Regions from separate parts of the Homo sapiens genome. Here region 2 is linked to region 1. The links are chromatin loops, found by intact Hi-C in ENCODE. Cell type or tissue: PC-9. All regions are shown on one strand. Links, peaks and the distances in the headings refer to the core of each region. The heading gives the core; the rest is flanking DNA. Region 1 overlaps LOC124902205 (a long non-coding RNA gene). Region 2 has its middle 23 kb from the start of MIR4289.

Region 1 (2,927 bases), core at 182-2,681:
AAAGGTTGACCCCATTCCCCCACCATGGCTCTTGGTCAAGAAACAAACAAGCCCTCTGTGAAACAATGTACTCTGGAAGCTGGTGAATGGTAGCATATTCCATCAGGCTGGGCATGAGCAATTACTGGGAAGCCCAGCTGCAGAGCTGAACTTAGGGCTCCTGCCACGGGTGTGAGCCCTTAGCTGCAGGATCATGAGCCAAGTCTGTCTCCCAAGCATGGGCTGCAGCCCCTGAGCCTTGCCTGAAGCTCTGTGCCAGCATCTCCCCATCCAGGAGCTGCTCCACTGCCAGGTCAGCCCTTGAGGCCTGTATCCAGCACCAAGAAGGCCCCTCCCATGGCCCCATCCTTCCCTTTCCTCCAGAGGCCACCTGGACTCATCTCTCTTCTCTGCTGTCTCATCAACTATGAGTAAATAATGATCCCCCAATCATATCTGATACTTAGTAAGTGTTGCTGTCTTTGAAGTTGTCAACCTTGAGTTCAGACTCTTATTTTAAGAATGCAGTGACTTGCCCAAGTTTCTTTTGGAATTCCATAACAGAACCTGAGTCTTCTTCCTTTGGGTCATGCAGTCGTGGTTCACTCATCTATGACTTTCAAGGAGACTCTAATTTTTAGAAATGGGACTCACCACTTCGTGGAGGCAGGAATTGTGGCAAGAGGAGCCACTGGGACCAGGAGAGATGCCTTGGGAAACAGCGTTCTTATCTCCTGTCTATATTCTGTGGACCTCCCAATGTGAAACTCTTTGTTTTCTGCATTCTGACTCTATGTGCTGTAATTCAGAACCATCTTCATGTTGTTATGATACTGCATTGACTACGTGAATGGAGACAAAAAATGTCTACAGAGCTATCAACAAAGACACATCACTGGTAAGACTGCCAGCCTTACGAGGGCTGACCCAGACCTGCACACATTGGGCCTTGCATATTGTCAGAGGCAGCGCTGAACCTTGTCTTCCCACAAGGAGCTGGGAAGCTTCCCACAAGGTGTGGTAGACCAGCTGGGGAGGGTGTGAATGTCTCTTCCAGAGACTCACAAAGGCAAGCTCAAGATCTGAGGTGAGGAGGATGAGGAGGCGTGGTACAGTGCCTCCCACAGGCTTGGACTCAGCCATTTTAATGGCGTCCTCAAGTGTAATGTGCGATGCTGCAGTGATGCACGGGCTTGCCAGGGAGCAGTATGTCCCCACGTGAGTCAGTTTTTTGGGAGGAATGTCTGTGTCATCCATCATTGAAAAAGCCTCCTTCAATGAGTGCCCTAGGGGTCAAGTGCAAGAGCTTTTTAAGGATTCTTGTCAAGCTGGTCTAGCTGCTCTGAAACATCTTCGGATGCCCAGGCAGCTGGAGGTGTCACACCAGGCTCACCATTTGCAAGACGCCTCAGGATTTTGCTCAGACACCCTCAGGAGACACTCCAGGAGGAAGTCTGCCAGCTGCCATGTTGTTGGCACAATGTGCATTGGGGCATGAAGCTGAGAAGCCGAGGGTCACGCGGGCATTCCTTTGGTGCCGAAGCATGCCCTGCAGCCTCTTCATCCAGGTGTGGCACTCAGCTGGCCACACAGACGGGGCTGAGCCTGCTTACATAACTGCCCAGGAGCACTCGCAGGTCCTACAGGAACTTGGACTCCAGACTCCGTAATTCTGGCTCACTCATGCAATGTATTGAAGCCTTTAGTTTTCTCATCTATAAACTGAAAACAGGAAAACCCATAAGGCATGTGCTGTTATGAGATTGAATGAGATAGTATATGCAAGGTCCTCCTGCATCAGAAGCACTTACCATATGGACGGGTTTGAAGGCCATGGAAAAGTGTGTGGTGTGGGCAGATCCAGAAGCACCTGTGCATCGGCAGGACGTGAATGATGTGTTCAGGTTTCTCACACCCACATTGCCTTAGTGATGACTGAAAAGAAGAATGGGTACCCATTGTCATCAAGGACAGCTTTGAGGCCTAAGCAAAGACAAGCAGCCTTCAGTCCCCTTTTGTGCATGACAGCTTGCATTGCCCAAACAACGAGTGATTTTTTTTAATTTGACATTTATTTTCATACTACATTCAGGGAGGAACAGTTAGAAAGTGATAGAATTTTTCTTGAAGTTTATTTTATTTTATCTATTTTTTATTTTTATTTTAAAAATATTTTTATTATTTTATTTTATGTTTCCATAAGTTATTGGAGTACAGGTGGTATTTGGTTACATGAGTAAGTTCTTTAGTGGTGATTTGTGAGATTTTGGTGTGCCCATCACCTGAGCAGTATACACTGCACCCTATTTGTAGTCTTTTATCCCTCACCCCTCTCCCACTCTTCCCCACAAGGCCCCAAAGTCCATGGTATCATTCTTATGCCTTTGCATCCTTACAGCTTAGCTCCCACTATCAGTGAGAACATATGATGTTTGGTTTTCCATTCCTGAGCTACTTCACTTAAAATAATAGTTTCCAATCTCATCTAGGTCACTGCAAATGCTGTTAGTTCCTGTTTTATGGCTGTGTAGCAGTCCATCGTATATATATATATACGTATATGTGTATATATGTATATGTGTGTGTGTGTATATATATATGTATGTATATATACCACAGTTTCTTTATCCACTCGTTGATTGATGGGCATTTGGGTTGGTTCCATGATTTTGCAATTGTGAATTGTGATGCTATAAACATGCATGTGCAAGTATCTTTTTCAAATAATGACTTCTTTTCCTCTGGGTAGATATCCAATAGTGGGATTGCTGGATCAAATGGTAGTTCCACTTTTAATTCTTTAAGGAATCTCCACACTGTTTTCCATAGTGCCTGTACTAGTTTGCATTCCCACCAGCAGTGTAGAAGTGTCCCCTGTTCACTGCATCCATTCCAACATTTACTATTTTTTGATTTTTTGATTATGGCCATTCTTGCAGGAGTGAGGT
Region 2 (2,927 bases), core at 235-2,734, 160 kb before region 1:
ATCCAGACCCCAAGAGAGGGTTCTTGAATCTCATGCAAGAAAGAATTCAGGGTGAGTCCATAGAGTAAAGTGAAATCAAGTTTATTAAGAAAGTAAAGAAATAAAGAATGATTACCCCATAGGCAGAGCAGTGGCATGAGCTACTCAAGCTGCTTAACTTACCATTACTTCTTGATTATATGCTAAACAAGGGGTGGACTATTCATGAGTTTTCTGATTAAGGAGTGGAAAATTCCCAGTACTGAGGGTTCCTCCCCCTTTTAGACCATATAGGGTAACTTCCTCCCTTTTTCATGGTATTTGTAAACTGCCATGGCACTGGTGGGAGTGTTTCTTAACATGCTAATGCATTATAATTAGTGTATAATGAGCAGTGAGGATGACCGGAGGTCACTCTGGCCACCATCTTGGTTTTGGTGGGTTTTGTCTGACTTCTTTACTGCAAGCTGTTTTATCAGCAAGGTCTTTGTGACCTGTATCTTGTGCTGACCTCCTATCTCATCCTATGACTAAGAATGCCTTAACCTCCTGGAAATGCAGCCCAGTAGGTCTCAGCCTTATTGTACCCAGCCTGTATTCAAGATGGAGTTGCTCTGGTTTAAATGCCTCTGACAGGATAGAGCCAGGACTGGGCCCCAGGCCATCTAGCTGACTTCATATTTCCACCTACAACAAAGTCCTACATCACAGGATTGACAAGGTACAATAAAGGAGTCCTACATTCCCACTCTGTGGAGCTCTGGCTCTAACACCATTTCTAACACATGCTAAACAGAGTAATGGAATCTTCATTGACAAATATTGAGGGCACAGCATTAAGAGGGATTTTCCTGTTATGACTCCTTATTTCCACAAGATGTGGAAGGTTGTGCAAAACAAAGCCAATACACACACACGCTTAGGTCCTTCCTGAGAGCCTAGATTAATTTTATTGCAAACAGAAAGTAGGGAGATATGAAGGTCCATGGCAAGTAGGATAGTACAACACAACACAGTACAATATGACATAATCACAGAACATTTTTCATTAATGGATAAAGAAAATATAGTATCATATACACAATGGAATACTATTCAGCCTAAGAAAATGAAATATTATCATTTGGGACAATATAGATGAACCTGGAGGACATTACGCAAAATGAAATAAGCCAGGCATAGAAAGATACATGCCACATGATCTTACTCATCTGTGGAATCTAAGAAAGTCCAACTCAGAGGAGTGTAAGGGAGTACCCCCATTTTTTTAAGAGGTGGTTTATTTTTTTTTCCCTCTATCACTTTTTTTCTCACTTCCCTGGCTCCCTATTTCCTACCTAGCCCTTCAGAAATGCAAATGTAACCTTTCACCTCCCCCCTCACCAGACATTCCTTACAGGGCAAGTTCATCTAACTATGCACTCCAAGATGGATCTCTCCTGGAGAGTTGACAGTTGATTTGCAGACCAAAGCATACCCCATGGAACTTTCACTTGTAGGGGGTTGCCTCAGAACTTTGATCCACTAGAGGGCATATGGAAAGCATGCCTGCTTGGCCACTTTTACAACTTACATCTGCCCAGGAAGGTGCCAACTCAACTGTAGATAGACAAGGCACCAACCTAACAGGGGGAACCCTGCCCTTGCTCATTCCCCACCCCGCCACCTTATAAAAGTGCCCGCTTTCTGCTCCAAAGGTGAAGCAGTACAGTAGGACATCTGTGCCTCTTCCCCAAGCTAGCTTCGGAAGAAATTCACTTTTTTAGGTATCAGATCTTACTTTTTTTAACTGGACTCTAAATGCAGCAAGCAACTAAGCTGCATTTCAGTTACAGAAGCAGAGTTGAATGGTAGTTACCAGAGGCTGGGTGTTTTGTGAGGGATGGGGAGATCTTGGTCAAAGGGTACAACTTTCAGTTATGGAGGATAAATAAGTTCTGGAGATTTACTGTACAGTTTGGTGACAATGGTTAATAATGCTTCATTGTATATTTGAAATTGACTAAGACAGTAGGTCTTCAATGTTTTCACCACCCCCAAAAAAAAGTATATAAAGTGATGTATATGTTAATTTTCTTGATTTGATAATTTCATTATATATACATATATTAAAAACATCGTGTAAATATATGTAATTTCTAATATTAATTTTTAAAATTTTATTTTTAATTGACATAATAGTTCTATATATTTATGGGGCACAAAGTGATATTTTGATATATGTTTACAATGTGGAATGATTAATTCAGGCTCATTAACAAATTCATCACATGCTTTTCATTTTTGTGGTGAAAATATTTTAAATCTACTCTCTTGGCAATTTTAAAATATATAATGCATTGTAAATATAGTCACCATTCTGTGCAATAGGTCACTAACACTTATTCCTCCTTATTTAACTGAAACTTTGTACCTTTTGATCAACATCTCTCATTTCTTCATACACTCCTCTCCCCCAGCTTTTGGTAACCACATTCTATTTCCACTTCTATGAGTTCAACTTTTTTAGATTCCACATATAAGTGATATCATGCAATACTTGCCTTTCTGTGCCTGGCTTATTTCATGCTGCATAATGTACTCCAGGTTTATCATGTTGTCTCAAATAACAAGATTTCCATCTTTTTAAAGGCTAAACAGTACTCCCTTGAGTATATAGATCACACATTCCTTATCCATCCATCTGATGGTGGACACCTGGGCTGCTTCCATATCTTATCGATTGTGAATAATGCCGCAATGAACATTGGAGTGCCCACATCTCTTCAACATGCTGATTTCAATATATTTCTATTTGTTAATTATACCTCAATAAAGCCGGGGTGAGGAAAAATATATCAGCCACTTGGCAAATTAAAAAAAGAATATTTCCCATGTTCTTTGTCCTAAAGCAAGAATAAATGTAATCAGTTATTTCTGGGAGTCCACACGAACTGTCTGGGATGTGA

What was found. Peaks named below come from ENCODE experiments on the same cell type or tissue, not always from the same donor. Only the 100,000 strongest peaks of a DNase experiment are listed, where the experiment ranks them.
Region 2: a loop joins it to region 1, with 8 times the contacts of the local background. A loop is called at or near these places in 6 of 110 quality-filtered maps.

Annotation. Positions count from the first base shown.
Region 1 is chr9:88,879,024-88,881,950 of GRCh38, forward strand. The region is part of intron 2 of LOC124902205 (a long non-coding RNA gene); the gene reads left to right. Among named protein-coding and RNA genes, the nearest start is that of S1PR3, 110 kb to the right of the region's middle. In PC-9, for the core only: no CTCF peak of the experiment used is centred there; a DNase peak (open chromatin) is centred at 1,328.
Region 2 is chr9:88,721,467-88,724,393 of GRCh38, forward strand. No RefSeq gene overlaps it. Among named protein-coding and RNA genes, the nearest start is that of MIR4289, 23 kb to the right of the region's middle. In PC-9, for the core only: a CTCF peak has its summit at 1,536 (motif pointing right); no DNase peak of the experiment used is centred there.